Linked DNA regions of Homo sapiens: region 2 is linked to region 1. A link is a contact called in ENCODE Hi-C or POLR2A ChIA-PET data. All regions are on one chromosome and are shown on one strand. Each heading gives the region's core, a stretch centred on a gene start or an enhancer-like site at or near the end of the contact. The rest is flanking DNA. Distances are from core to core; before and after follow the strand shown.

Region 1 (7,420 bases), core at 2,313-4,812:
GTTCATATCCTTCACCCACTTTTTGATGGGGTTGTTTTTTTTTTTTTGTAAATTTGTTGGAGTTCATTGTAGATTCTGGATATTAGCCCTTTGTCAGATGAGTAGATTGCAAAAATTTTCTCCCATTCTGTAGGTTGCCTGTTCACTCTGATGGTAGTTTCTTTTGCTGTGCAGAAGCTCTTTAGTTTAATTAGATCCCATTTGTCAATTTTGGCTTTTGTTGCCATTGCTTTTGGTGTTTTAGACATGAAGTCCTTGTCCATGCCTATGTCCTGACTGATATTGCCTAGGTTTTCTTCTAGGGTTTTTATGGTTTTAGGTCTAACACGTAAGTCTTTAATCCATCTTGAATTAATTTTTGCATAAGGTGTAAGGAAGTGATCCAGTTTCAGCTTTCTACATATGGCTAGCCAGTTTTCCCAGCACCATTTATTAAATAGGGAATCATTTCCCCACTGCTTGTTTTTCTCAGGTTTCTCAAAGATCAGATAGTTGTAGATATGTGGCGTTATTTCTGAGGGCTCTGTTCTGTTCCATTGGTCTATATCTCTGTTTTGGTACCAGTATCATGCTGTTTTGGTTACTGTAGCTTTGTAGTATAGTTTGAAGTCAGGTAGCGTGATGCCTCCAGGTTTGTTCTTTTGGCTTAGGATTGACTTGGCGATGTGGGCTCTTTTTTGGTTCCATATGAACTTTAAAGTAGTTTTTTCCAATTCTGTGAAGAAAGTCATTGGTAGCTTGATGGGGATGGCATTGAATCTATAAATTACCTTGGGCAGTATGGCCATTTTCACGATATTGATTCTTCCTACCCATGAGCACGGAATGTTCTTCCATTTGTTTGTATCCTCTTTTATTTCATTGAGCAGTGGTTTGTAGTTCTCCTTGAAGAGGTCCTTCACGTCCCTTGTAAACTGGATTCCTAGGTATTTTATTCTCTTTGAAGCGATTGTGAATGGGAGTTCACTCATTATTTGGCTCTCTGTTTGTCTGTTATTGGTGTATAAGAATGCTTGTGATTTTTGCACATTGATTTTGTATCCTGAGACTTTGCTGAAGTTGCTTATCAGCTTAAGGAGATTTTGGGCTGAGACGATGGGGTTTTCTAGATATACAATCATGTCATCTGCAAACAGGGACAATTTGACTTCCTCTTTTCCTAATTGAATACCCTTTATTTCCTTCTCCTGCCTGAGAGGGCAAGCAATTTCTTTCCGGACAAGGGATAGAGCAGTTTCGCCCATTACTTCCACTCACATCCCAAGAGTAAGAACACAGTCACGTGATCAAACCTGGCTGGCAGCTGATGGGAAATGTGGCCCCAGTGAGGCCAGGCTGCCCTTTGGCTAAGCTGGATTACTGTAAACAAAGGGGAGAACAAATTTTGAGGGAACAAGAAACATTCTGCAATATTAATCCCATCCAATAGCATCAGCTAAGTTTCTATATAATCACCTTCTTACATATTAATTTTAGCACATGTATAGCTTTCGAAGGACCGTAAGCTGGCTATGTAATTCATTTTAGGAGTCGAGTTCTGCTGAGAAACAGCCATGAAAATGCTGCAAATACGAGATTGCGAGGAGTAACATTCCTGAAGTGGAGGCCCCCTAACGCGGGGACTAGCTCTGCGCAGTGGATCTATGGGGAGTGGGGAGGAGAAAATGAGGGCAGCAGATCATATTTTTCTGTAGACGGAACCAGATTAAAATAAAAATCTGGATAATTTTAAAGAAAAAACAGGCTGGGTGCAGTGGCTCACACCTGTAATCCCAGCACTTTGGGAGGCCAAGGTGGGAGGATCACTTGAGCTCAGGAATTCGAGACCAGCCTGGGCAACATAATGAGACTGCATCTCTGCAAAAATATATGTATACATATATTTTAATTAGCCAGGCATAGTAGCACATGCCTGCTGTCCCAGCTACTGGGAAGGCTGAGGTGGGAGGATCCCTTGAGCCTGGGAGGTTGAGGCTGCAGTGAGCTGTGATTGCACCACTTGCCCTCCAGCATGGGCGACAGAGCGAGACCCTGTATCAAAAGGGAAAAGAAAATCTCAATATATTTCTATCTTATCGTCTCCCTCATTCAAGACAAGAGCCTTCACAGTAGTGGAAGGAGCATGGGCCTTTACACAAGAGAAAGTCAAAGTTTTTTCTCGGGTGCCACATTTGTAAATGGGAATAAATAAGATCCTTTATTTATTCCTGATGAATAAGATCTATCGGATTAAGTGAGATGACCTGCGTGGTGCTGTCACCACAGGCTTCTTAGCAAAAACAACAGCAAAACTCATGCGGATTGCCAGGCCAAGTGATTTTTCTGGTCAGGAACTAAAGCTAAAGTGATTGAATTGTCTCTGGTTTTCTAGTTCTAACACTACCATTTAATGATTCAAGTCTATGTACAATAAAAGTTGGCCTCTCAAATATCCCTAAACCATTAGGTGAACAATAGGAGGCTTCTCAAGGTCACAATTTTCTATACCACAGGGTTGACTACATCCCTGACCTGTGGAATCTTAGGCATTATAGATATGTTTTGTTTTGTTTTGTTTTGAGACAGAGTTTTGCTCTGTTGCCCAGGCTGGAGTGCAAGGGCACAATCTTGGCTCACTGCAACCTCCACCTCCCGGGTTCAAGCAATTCTCCTGCCTCAGCATCCTGAGTAGCTGGGATTACAGGCATGAGCCACCACGATGGCTAATTTTTGTATTTTTAGTCGAGACAGGGTTTCACCATGTTGGTCAGGCTGGTCTCGAACTCCTAACCTTAGGTGATCTGTCCGCCTCGGCCTCCCAAAGTGCTGGGATTACAGACGTGAGCCACCGCACTCCGCCGCATTGTAGATATGTTTTAAGAGCCTCTCCCCATCTAGGTAAATAACTCTAAGATCACATCAGCCAACCCACCCCGCCACCCCTCCCCACAGGGTAGCGGGTAAGAATCAAGGCAGTAGCCGGGTGAGAAAGGACCAGATAAGCTGGAATCCTGCTAGCTGCTCCCTAACAGGATCTGATCTCTGGGATGGTAAATGCGAGTGTTCCCAGTCACTGATTTAGCAAGGGTCTTCCTGCTCTTTCACTGCTGCTGCTAGAGAGTTGTCCTGGGGCAGCATTCCTTAATAGCTCCTCAACCTCCTAGGCAGGCCCTTTGCCTTTTGTTCCTGTCAACAGAGGAAGTATCTACCACCTGTTCAATAATTGCCAAATGCTGGGAGCCTTGGGGACAAAGATGAATTTCTTCTAGATTACGTGGTTAGTCTCTGGATTCATCAGCGAGAGCCTGAGCACTTTGATTATGTAAGAGCAATGGCTTTTCATGAACGTAGGTGCAGAGGTTGAAGGCCATTTCCCATTAGGCTCCTGGCCAATCAGGTTACAGTGCAGGGCATACAGAGAGCGCTGGTGAAGGCCTGTCATTCAGCTGTCTGCAGGGAGGACGGGACACAGGCCGCAAGCAAACCCTAGCACATTACAAGGAAGACAAAAGGCTAACCACACCACGGGGCTGCAAAAAGCAAACATGATTAGCCCAGTTCAGCCCTGACAGTCTCCAAGATGAATAAACAGGCTATGGTGTTCCCTCAATCATGTAGTGATTCATACTAATCATTAATACCAGGAAAAATACTGCTTCTGGTATATTACATTTTTTAAAATATCTGCACCAGCTACATAAAAGGTAGCTCAAAATATGTTCTTTTTCTAAAAGGAAAAGAACTTAAATTTACGAGAGTAGGAAACGGCCCTCTCTCCTGGCTTACATGGGGTGAGATGGAATGGAACATAAACTACATAAAAACACCAACATTTGCAGCTCCTTTTTGCAGCCCCCTCCTCGATCGATGCCTCAGGCACATCTGTCTGCATGATTGGAGATCTGAGGCAGAGCCATGGCCAGATCAGCCACACCCACATTCACTGGCCGCACCCACATTCACCGGCCACATCCGCTTTCAGAAAGTTGGCAGATGCAATGACTACCACTAGCCACTGCTAAGAACCCCTCAGGAATCCAAATGTGCTGGCAACTGGGCACACTCAGGGTTGCTAAAGCCCTAGGCAACAACAGGACATCAAACACGTACAACTTTATCCACTGAGACTTTTCCCCCTTTCTTAAAAACGTCGTAGCATGCCAACAATAACCAAAGGATAGCTTATGATAGTCCACGCCACTTGCACAATAATATCTATTCATTATTCTGTAACTCAGTCACAAACACAAACGGATTGTAAAAGCAAAGTTTATAAGCACAGAAATGGAAAGTTAGAGCACATTAGAAAACATAAATAATTTACAAGTGATTACTGCTTGTAATTTTTTTTCTGCTAAGTTTTGAGGGAGAGCCATTTCATAATAATTACGGACCTCTGCGTTGATGCCTCTTTTTCTAATGGCACCCTTTCTTCCTCTACTTGATTAAGAGAATACATCTAGGCTGTTTTAAAATGCTGCAACCAGGCATGGTGGCTCAAACCCATAATCCCGGCACTTTGGGAAACCGAGACAAGAGGATTGCTTGAACTTAGTTCTAGACCAGGCTGGGCAACATAGTGAGACCCTGTATCTACCAAAAAAAAAAAAAAGTAGCCAGACATGATGGTAGGAGGCTGAGACAGGAGGATCGTTTGAGCCCAGGAGGTCAAGGCTACAATGAGCTATGATCACACCAGTGCTCTCTAGCCTGGGCGACAGAGCAAGACCCTGTCCCAAAACAAAAAACAAAAAAATACTGTGACAAAATGAAAGCCCCTCCCTCTCTGCCTGGGCTGAAAGTTTTTCAGTATTTTTATTTTTACCATTACTTGTTTTAAAAAGAACACTCATTCAGATAATACCCTAAAGATAAGATTCAAAAACAATTCAGAACCTACCAAACATTGATTCGTAACCATTACCTTTGGATATTTTTCTCCCCTAAACAATTATATTCTCTGGAAATGAGAATCTAACAATTCATTTCCATTCTCCTTCTTGCAGGTGTTCATTTTTCTAATTAGGGACCAAAATGCTAATTTTGTTCAGCCCATCAACATCAAATTATCAGTACTCAGAAGCTTATTGTTTACAAATCACACAGAGAGAGTGGGACCATACCTGAAATGGAAATCACATAGTTTGTTTGTTCATTTATTTATTTATAAATTTATAAATTTATATATTTTATTTATTTATTTATTTGAGACACAGTCTCGCTCTGTCGCCCAGGCTGGAGTGCAATGGTGCAATCTCAGCTCACTACAAACTCCAGCTCCCGGGTTCAAGCCATTCTCCTGCCTCAGCCTCCCAAGTAGCTGGGATTACAGGTGCCCGACACCACACCCAGCTAATTTTTGTAATTTTAGTAGAGACAGGGTTTCACCATGTTGGCCAGGCTGGTCTCAAACTCCTGACCCCAAGTGATCCGCCGAACTCGGTCTCCCAAAGTGCTAGGATTACAGGCGTAAGCCATCGCGCCTGGCTGAAATAGCACAGTTTAAATGAAATTTTAATCAAGATTAGTGATTAAGTCAATATGCAATTATTTTGGATTTCAAAACTTTCTTTTCTTTTGAAACACATTATAATCTGTAACTACCCTATGAAAATTTGTGACATAGTTGAAATAGTTAGACCTCTTGCTTCCTATAAGCAGGCTGGGAGTCAAGTTGCTCCATGCTATTATTTTTTATACTTTATTTTCTGGTCTCCCAGACTCTTTATAGGAGGTTCCACAATGTCCAGGTCCATAGACCCTTCTACTGCTACACTCCTACTTGAAACATAGTGAGCACCCAATTAGTGCAGGTCATCACTATTATTAAAATAGTTATTAAGATTAGAACACTAACCCTATTTCATTTCTCCACGACCCAATGCTAGCAAGTTTGCTAAAGTCAAAATGTAGGCTAGCCTCTCAGTGGGTGCTACCAAGATTAGCTCCTTGTACCATATCTTATTCTTGTTAAAGTAGACCTTGTAATATTTATAATGCCCTAAACTTAAACAGTGGGAGTTTCATGTTCACCTGCAAGTAGAAGTTTTGCCTTTGCAAACATTGCGGATGTCAGGGAACAATCCAAAAGGGCAGATGCTAATAATCCACTGTGATCTTCGGGTTCTATGTGACATTTGCTAGCCCTCTGTTTGATGGCATGTCTCCAAGTGTCGCTCAGTCCATAAGAGACAAAATTTACCTCCCTTTCCTTTCCGTGCTCCACAATATATGACTCCTGCTGTTTTATATTCTCTATCTGATGACAAATATTCCCCCAGGATAATACTTGTCTCTCAGGCAGAATACAGCAAACATTTTTAATCTCTTTCTTTGACATACTCTATATACCTCATGAATAATTAAATAATGATTCACAATTGGCCAGTTTTTCTTCATTTTTTTTTTTACTTTGCAGACTTCAAAGGACTTTTGGACAGGTAGAAGGTGAGGCGAGGCTGGTGATAGATATCAACCAAAATTATCACTCAATATGTTTTTGCTAAGGAGAAATTTGTTATTTAGCAATGATGAGTGAAAGCCAAATCTTCACCTTCGAAGTTTGAAAGTTTTTAACAAATCCTTGCTCACTTCAATCCATAATTCTGAATTGCACCTGTATCTGCTCAATCATCTGAGTCAAAGTCTGTGAGCCATCACCTAAATCCATACGCCTCACTAACCAAGGCTGAATTCTCCTACTGAGCAAAGTTGTGCAAGTAGAGACCAGATTAGCCAAGGTCAAAACACATAGCTTTTACAGCAGCAGTACAGTTTTCAAATGCATAAGGAAATTCAGGCAGTTCAGTTTATGATAAAATCTGTAGTTCATGCTCTTCACTAAATACTTTGTTTAATGGGTTAGCTTTTAATAGCAAAAAGCTAAGTGAAAACAATCATTAGAACAAGTCCTCAGCACATCAATTCACTTCTTATTTTAGAAATTAAGGCTGGGCATTATAGCTTATGCCTGTAATCCCAGCACTTTGGGAGGCCTATGCAGATGAATTGCTTGAGCCCAGGAGTTGGCCAGCTTGGGCAACATGGTCAAACTCTATCTCTACAAAAAACACAAAAATTAGCTGGGCATGGTGGCATGTGCCTGTAGTTCCAGCTACTTGGGTGGCTGAGGTGGGAGAATCACTTGAGCCCGGGAGGTCAAGGCTGCAGTGAGCCGTGACTGTACCACTGCACTCCAGCCTGGGTGACAGAGTGAGAACCCAACTCAAAAAAATAAAAAATTTAAAAAGCAAATGTTAAGTGAAGTGCTAAATTGAATCAATTAAGGTGGATACTAAAACAAAGCATACTTCAGAAATGTGTTGCCAATACTTATTTAGTATTAATTATGACATGTTTGGCCTTCAATGGTTCATGCTCATTATTTATTTTATGAGACTTTTAGATCTAATTTAACTTTCCTTGTTTTCTTGCTTTAATC
Region 2 (7,420 bases), core at 1,518-4,017, 41 kb before region 1:
AGGGATGAGGAGAAAAGAAATACAAGCAGAGATCCTCAGATGCTGGTAATATATTATGTTTCTTGATGTAGGGACTGGATACTACAGTGAAAATTGTAAAATTCATCAAGCTGTATACATTTAGAATATGTGCACTTTTAAAATGAAATTCAATAGTTTTTAAAAATAAATAAATAAATATATCTGTTAAATCCTACAAAAATTCCCAAACTAAATATAGTCGTATGCCACATAAGGACTTTCAGTCAAGATGGACCACATATATGATGATGGTCTCATAAGATTATAATAGAGCTGAAAACTTCCTATTGCCTAGTGACGTGAGGCAAAGCATTATTCATGTATTTGTGGTGATGTTGGTGTCAACAAACCTACTGTGTTCCCAGTTGTATAAAATTCTAGCCCATACAATTATTATATAGTACATAACACTAGATAATAATAATAAATGACTATGTCACTGGCTTATGGATTTACCAAAAAAACTTAACTGTGAAACAACCTCAGGCAGGCCCTTCAGGAGGTATCCAAGAAGGCACTGTTGTCATGGGAGCTGACAGCTCCATGCGTGTTATCGCCCCTGAAGCCCTCCCAGTGGGACAAGATCTGGAGGTGGAAGGCAGTGATATTCATGATCCTGACCCCATGCAGGCCTAGGCTAATGTGTGTGTTTGTGTCTTAGTTTTTAAACAAATAATTTAAAAAGTAAAAATAAAAATAGAAAATTTTAAACAGTCAAAAGCTTATCAAATAAGGATATAAAGAAAAAATACTTTTGTACAGCTGTACAGTATATTTGTGTTTTAAGCTAAGTGTTCTTAAAAGCGTTTTAAGTGTTATCAAAAGGTTTTTTAAAAATAAAAGTATATCAAGTTTAACAAGCTGCAGTAAACTAAGGTTAATTTATTATTGAAGAAAGAAACTGTTTTATAATTTAGTGCAGCCTAAGTGTACAGCATTCATAAAGTCCACAGTGGTGCGTAGTCATGTCTGAGGCCTTCACCTCCACACACCACCCACGCACTGACTCACCCAGAGCCACTTCCAGTCCTGCAAGCTCCACTCGTGGTAAGCTCCCCATACAGATGTACAACTTTTTCTTTTATACTGTATTTTTACGGTATCTTTTCTACGTTTAGATATACAAATACAAACCGTTGTATTACAATTGCCTAGAGTGTAGAGTCACCTGCTGTGCAGGTGTATAGTCTAGGAGCAACAGGCTGTACCATATGGCCCAGGTGTGGAGGAGGCTGTGCCGTCTAGGTCTGTATAAGTGCACTCTATGCTGTCCACACAACGGCAAAATTGCTTGGTGCTGCATTTCTCAGAACGTATCTCTGCTGTTAGGTGATGCCTGACTGTATATGTAAGTATGTAGACACAGCCTAATTACCCAGAGAATTGACTTATTACCTAAGTATTCTGTGGAAAAATTTCATCTGGAACAACTTTCCAAAGGCAACATCAGAGGTTTTAATCTACCAAAGCCAGCCATTTTTTCAAACCACAATGTCCCGCCTCCCTTCTAGTTCTTCATTATTTGATAAAAATCTCCCATGATTCTTCCTTTTCCAAAAATGTTTTCTCATGCCAAGGCATTCCTTGTTGTGCAGTAAGACACTCCTTTAAAACTGTTAAAATTTTACAGGAAATTCTAGCTCATGGCCAAATTTGTTTCAGAATGTCTAGAAGGTAAATGGCAACACAGAGATGAATTTTTCTCCAAAGTACTTGAACTTCATCATTTTGCCTGGCACTGTAATCCTCAACTAATAGCCTCTAACTGAAAATCATCCATTCGTAACACCGTGAAAGGATTCTGTTACCCCAGTTGCAGCTGGCTTGATCTGGATCTGCAAGAACTTGTTGACACTATGTCAGAAATTCCTCCTATCAGGGATATCTAACTCTTTACGGGGTCAGCACTTACATGTATTCACTTATTTCAGGTGAACAATATAGTTAAACCTGAAATGCTCACACACTTCAGCAATTTTCAAAGATTATTTATATATACATATGTGTGTGTATGTATACACATATATTTAGACAGTCATATACATATTCTACTAAAACATTCATTCCGAAAAAACATGAGTGGTAGCTTTCCCATAAATACTACCACGTGCTTGTTTTTTCATAAAACACTTAATGCATTTGAAAAAGCTGCACTGTATCTTTAATTAAAAATATTAATAGACATGCTTCCACAAAAAAAGATGCATGAGAATATTCTCAGACTTAATGTGTATATGAGCTGTTTTTCATTACACTGCTTTAAAAGTCATATTTCTTAGGTCGGTAATATTTTAAGGTAAAACAACATGTAAGTAAATGTAAGGGTGACTAGCTGCAGCACGTATTGTAGAATCTGTATTCTATTAGCAGGGTCATTGCCAGGTTCCTTTGTGATTAAAACTACTGGCCCATCTCTTTTTGTTCCAAAGCTGAGGAAGATAATTTACTAGGTCATAAATGTAAAGGTCATCAGATCTAAGACCGTACAAATGAGCAAAGGCAGCCAGAAATTCCCTCAAAACAAGCATGGCTGTGATGAGATCACAAGCACACAAGCAAGAGAAAGTGCTGGGGCCATGTTACGTATTTACAGTTTCATCATTAAATGAAAATGCTGTTTTACATCCAAATGCAGTTTTGTGCTGAAGTAGTGTAAAGAACATCTCTGTGAATACGTAAACACAATTAACAAACACACCGTTGTCCATCACTCAGTAACCTGTGTCGCTTGTTTTTTCCATTACAAAAACTGTAGCTTAGGAACTGAAAGCCCAAATCATAGTTCTTTGCTGTAGCTGCTATAGGGATAAGTCTGTGGCAAAATACATTCCTTAATCTGTCTCCCATTAGCAGGCTTATTAGCAGATTTTACAAACTGCAGTTATAAGCTTGTTCTCCAATTCCTTTTCTTCCTTCTGTATATGAAAGTATCATTTATCAATGTCGTCCATCTTCAAGTTTTCAAACGTCAAGCTTAAAAGTCAAGCCTCATTTGAAAGAAAAGATACACATTGTAAAATCTTTCCTTATGTTTCAAAAGTATAATTTTCTTTGGAGCCAGAACAAAATGCCTATGGACTGTAGAGGAATTTTCAACACTTGATACTTCATAGAAATGGGGAAAATGCAAACTGCAAGAGTTAGGTAATTTGTTGAATGTTTGCAAACTGTCTTTGCAACATTAGAAAAACAATGTGGACAACTTTCCAGAAAATGTCCTTTGGAAACAAGTGTAAGCTTAAAAAACATATTTTTGCTACCTGGCAAAGAAAACAATAGCTTTGCCCTAATAAGTGCAGTTCCATATAAATCTCTCAGTTTCAATTAGTCACAACTGATCACAACTTACAATGTATTATCCTAGTACATCCACTACTGAGTTTGGATTATATTTCCCTACAAACTTAAAAATGCAATAAAAAGTGGCCTTGATTTAGATTCTGCCTGATTCATGGAATGACAAAAACTAACCTTGAAAAATTTAATACAAATTTTAGATACATAATTTTTTAAATACGAGGCTGAAACAAATAGTATTTTTCCCTTTTGGAACACATTCATTTGGGTTTACATTTTTTTTTTGTTTTTTTTAAGACAGAGTTTTACTCTTTCACCCAGGCTGGAGTGCAGTGGTGGGATCTTGGCTCACTGCAATCTCTGCCTCCCAGGTTCAAGCGATTCTCCTGTCTCAGCCTCCTGAGTAGCTGGATTTACAGGCACACGCCACCACACCTGGCTAATTTTTATATTTTTAGTAGGGACAGGGTTTCACCATGTTGGCTAGGCTGGTCTCAAACTCCTGACCTCAGGTGATCCATCCGCCTCGGCCTCCCAAAGTGCTGGGATCAGGCCAGCCTAAATGTTATATCTTAAAATGTATTTTTAAATCCTTGAGATTGTGGAATTATCTTTGTAAGACATAATTATTTTATACAACTGAATAACCAGTGTTATAAGAAAAGTTCATTGTAAACAAGTGTAAGATATATTGACATTTATTTTTAATTTCAGACAATGGAAAAATTTATACAACTTCTTCAGAGTGAGTTGTCAACTTCAAATGCATTGTGAGATTTTGCTGTTGTTGTTGTTTGAAGCGACAAGAATACAAAGTTCATGTTTAATGTCACAGTTAATGATTGATTTCTAGCCTTGACAAATTCTTTTCTTCTTACTCTCTTTTCTCTGGTGTCTCCAACTTTGAAGTGGCTCCTTTATAAAACCAAGTGAAAATGTACGAGGCTCCCTGCAAGTACTAAGCCTCTTCTGGAAGATTTCTTCTGTTTTACATAGGACAATACATTCTTATCCCTCATTAATTCTAATAAACTAAGGCAGGTGGTTGGCCTTCTCAAAGGTCTTGCTTTAAAAATATAACAAAACCTGTGTCTACACATACCAAATCAAGTGGAGAATTAAGCTACCTTCAGTTGAACTTAACTAATAGGGGCTGCCAACCTCAATTATTTAGAGAAAAAAAAATACTTTCTCCAACAGACGATAAGATTTGTCTTAAATTAACCGGATTGGGGGTCGGCAAACTGTGACTCACAGGCTGCAACTGGCCCACTGTCTGTTTTAATAAAGTTTTATTGGAACACATCCTTGCTCATTCATTTGCATATTGTCTAAGGCTGCCGTCCTGATACAATAGCACAGTTGAGTAGCTTTGACAGACCAAATTGCCTCTTCAAATGTTTACTTTCTAGACTTTTACAGAAAGTTTGCCAATTCCTGATTCTGATAAATGTCTCATTTCTTCACTTCATATTTTGCATCCACAAAAGTAGCCAAAAGCATGGAAAAAAACCCATTGGGCAGCTTAAACTAAACATGTGTTTTGTTGAATTTCTGTGAGTCTTTATTTTAAAGAAGATGTGGATTATATTTTAATATAAGTCCTGATCAAAATGTTTTACCTCCACATCTTCTTTATATCAAAACAAGTCCTGATCAAAATGATTAATGAAGGTATATCTACCTATTTGACTCTGGTTTTGCTAGAGCCTCAAAGGGCACATGAAAACACTCTCCCTGAAAACGGTATCTTGCTCCGTTAGAAGTATTTGTTGCTTTGATATGTGTGTTTTTTCTTTAATTGCTGCAGGGATTTGAACTGCAGGTGAATCAAAATTTAAAATTCTGAGCATTTTGCAAACTTGTCATTATGCATGCTACAGGCAAGTTAGTGGATTTAGTTATGCCAATGATTGCGAAGATACATTATTGCTGCATTATAATGCATAAACAGGTTTTATGTTCTTCTGCATAATATTAGAAACTCAAATTTATGGAGTCACAGAGCTGTTATCATCATCCAGTTTTTAAATAAGGTAGCAATTCGTGATTTATATTACACATAAAGAAGTTTCCTTGTCAAGGTGCTTGCAGATTCTTGGCATATTATCTGGATAAATGATATGAGCCTTTGATGTGGTCATTAGGAATTATTTGCGTTCACGGTTTTTTAAAAAGTGTTTTTGTTGTTTTTAATCTCAGGTAACACCTATTCCTTCTGAACAAATTTTGGTTGTTGAGATTATCCACTTGAATAGTTTTTACATCAAAACCTTTAAAATCATAATATGTACAAGAAGATCTAAGCATTGTGCAGCAACCGCATTAACTCTATAGCAAGACAGCACACCAGAGGTTGTGTTTAATTAGGTTTCCTAATTAAAGAACACACGTTCACCTAGGAAGAAATCTTGCCAAAAAAAAATGAACTTGGATTTGATCTTATCCCTATATACAATTTTCAGAAAATACAGACGGCAAAGGAACAAGGTAAATGGCTTGATGGGACTGCAACTCCCTGTCTCCAGATTGGTGGAAACTTTACAGGGTAACCATCCAGTTTCCTAACCAAGTAAATTTCAAGGGGAAAAAGGGAAGTAAAGTAGAATCTATAGATTAATAAAGACGAAGAAAGCAGGCACTTACAGTGTGTATACCTTATTTGGGTCTAGACTCAAACAAACAAAAATATATTCATGACGTTTAAGAGAATTAGAAATGTGAGGCTTGGCTAGGTATACAATGAAAAAATTATTGTTAATCTTTAAATGCCATAAAAGTATTGTTGTTAGCATAAAGATATTGTTGTGGTTGTGTTGAGTTTTTTTTTTTTTTTAAGAATTTTCATCTTTAGGGACACAGCTAAAATTTTGAGGATGAAATGATAATGGATGCTTAGGATTTACTTCAAAATAATAATAATTTAAATACTAAAATAAAAAATAATAAGGGAAGGAGTAAGGGGGGGTAAAATGAAACTAGATTGTAATGAAATAATAAATGTTGACACTGGAGGATGGGCACTTTAAGGTTTATTATGCTGTATCCACTTTTGTATATATCTTAAATTTCCATAATAAAGAGTTAATATATATATGGGATATGTTTCTTTATTATTATTTTTGCCAATTATTGGTAATAAAAGTAATAGCTATAAGTAATTTATTTAAATATAGAATTCCAGTATTAGCTTAAAGAAAAAAATTCAGTCTGATTAGCAGTAATCAATAGATTTTTTTTTTAGAAAACTAAGCAGTTTCATTTAATAAAGTTTGAGAAGTGTAGGATCGATGGTTATTTGTTCACTTCCAGTATGACTTTGTATTTTGTCTTTAAAACTTAAAATCCTTTACACAATCCTACATAAATTTTATTCAAATAACACTTTCTCTGGGTCTTCTGTGTGAAGGGCAGGTTCGCTTGAGTTCCAGTGGACCAAGCTCCACGTCTTTCTTCTCCATTTCTTCCCCGGGAAGGGAAGAGTGTCTCTGCCCGGGGTTTATGCCGAAACCACCACAGAGAACACACACAACTCTGTGCTCCACTTCATACACTTGCATTCTATTTTCAAATCTAATAAACTATTATCCCCACTCCTCTTGTAGGCTGCTTGTTAAAACTTACCTACTATGCAAGCTCACCCTGCCTCCCCTGAGAAAGTTTTCTGCGAATGTTCTTTCTTATAGTCACAAGGTGAAATGAATCTGTCATGAACAAACACACACACCAAGAACAAAAATGTTGACATTGATAATTCAGCTCGTGTCCAATAAAGTCAACTAAAGAGAAAGATATTTTCATTATTTCAGAAAAAATGTATTATGACAGATTTGACATATGCAAAACAGTAAGGAAGGCTTTTTACCATGCTCCAAAACTTAATTAACAAGGATATAGTTATCATGCCTTCTTTTTCCCATTTTTTTCCCTCTTGTGAACATAACTTTTGGACTTCTCTATTAATCCTCTTGGCCATAATTTTCATGGTTTAAGGTCTAAATGTTTTTCTAGAAAGAATCCATCCAAGTTAATACAAATGTAAAGCTACAGTCTTCTGTGTCAGGACAACAAGCAGGTGAGTGACCATCTGCTTCCTTTGGTC

What was found. Hi-C counts contacts between places; a loop is a spot of excess contacts on that map. ChIA-PET counts read pairs that join two places held with the same protein, here RNA polymerase II (POLR2A). Pooled maps may share reads with other maps.
Region 2: a loop to region 1 is called in a map of HCT116, with 2.9 times the contacts of the local background. The contact joins two enhancer-like sites. A Hi-C loop is called at or near these places in 3 of 168 maps with a recorded cell type or tissue (HCT116, HepG2 and endothelial cell of hepatic sinusoid), 1 of 37 single-sample maps with no recorded cell type and 1 of 50 pooled maps. POLR2A ChIA-PET finds 5 or more read pairs at or near these places in 6 of 52 experiments (A673, AG04450, Caco-2 and 3 more).

Annotation. Positions count from the first base shown.
Region 1 is chr4:186,761,858-186,769,277 of GRCh38, reverse strand. No RefSeq gene overlaps it. Among named protein-coding and RNA genes, the nearest start is that of FAT1, 42 kb to the right of the region's middle. RefSeq lists a silencer at 1,802-1,969. Within about 2 kb of position 3,562, at least 7 of the 41 ENCODE cell types and tissues checked have a DNase peak (open chromatin) inside an H3K27ac peak, as active enhancers do; they include HCT116, where a contact is called at or near this core.
Region 2 is chr4:186,802,420-186,809,839 of GRCh38, reverse strand. No RefSeq gene overlaps it. Among named protein-coding and RNA genes, the nearest start is that of FAT1, 82 kb to the right of the region's middle. RefSeq lists an enhancer at 891-1,185. Within about 2 kb of position 2,767, at least 3 of the 41 ENCODE cell types and tissues checked have a DNase peak (open chromatin) inside an H3K27ac peak, as active enhancers do; they include HCT116, where a contact is called at or near this core.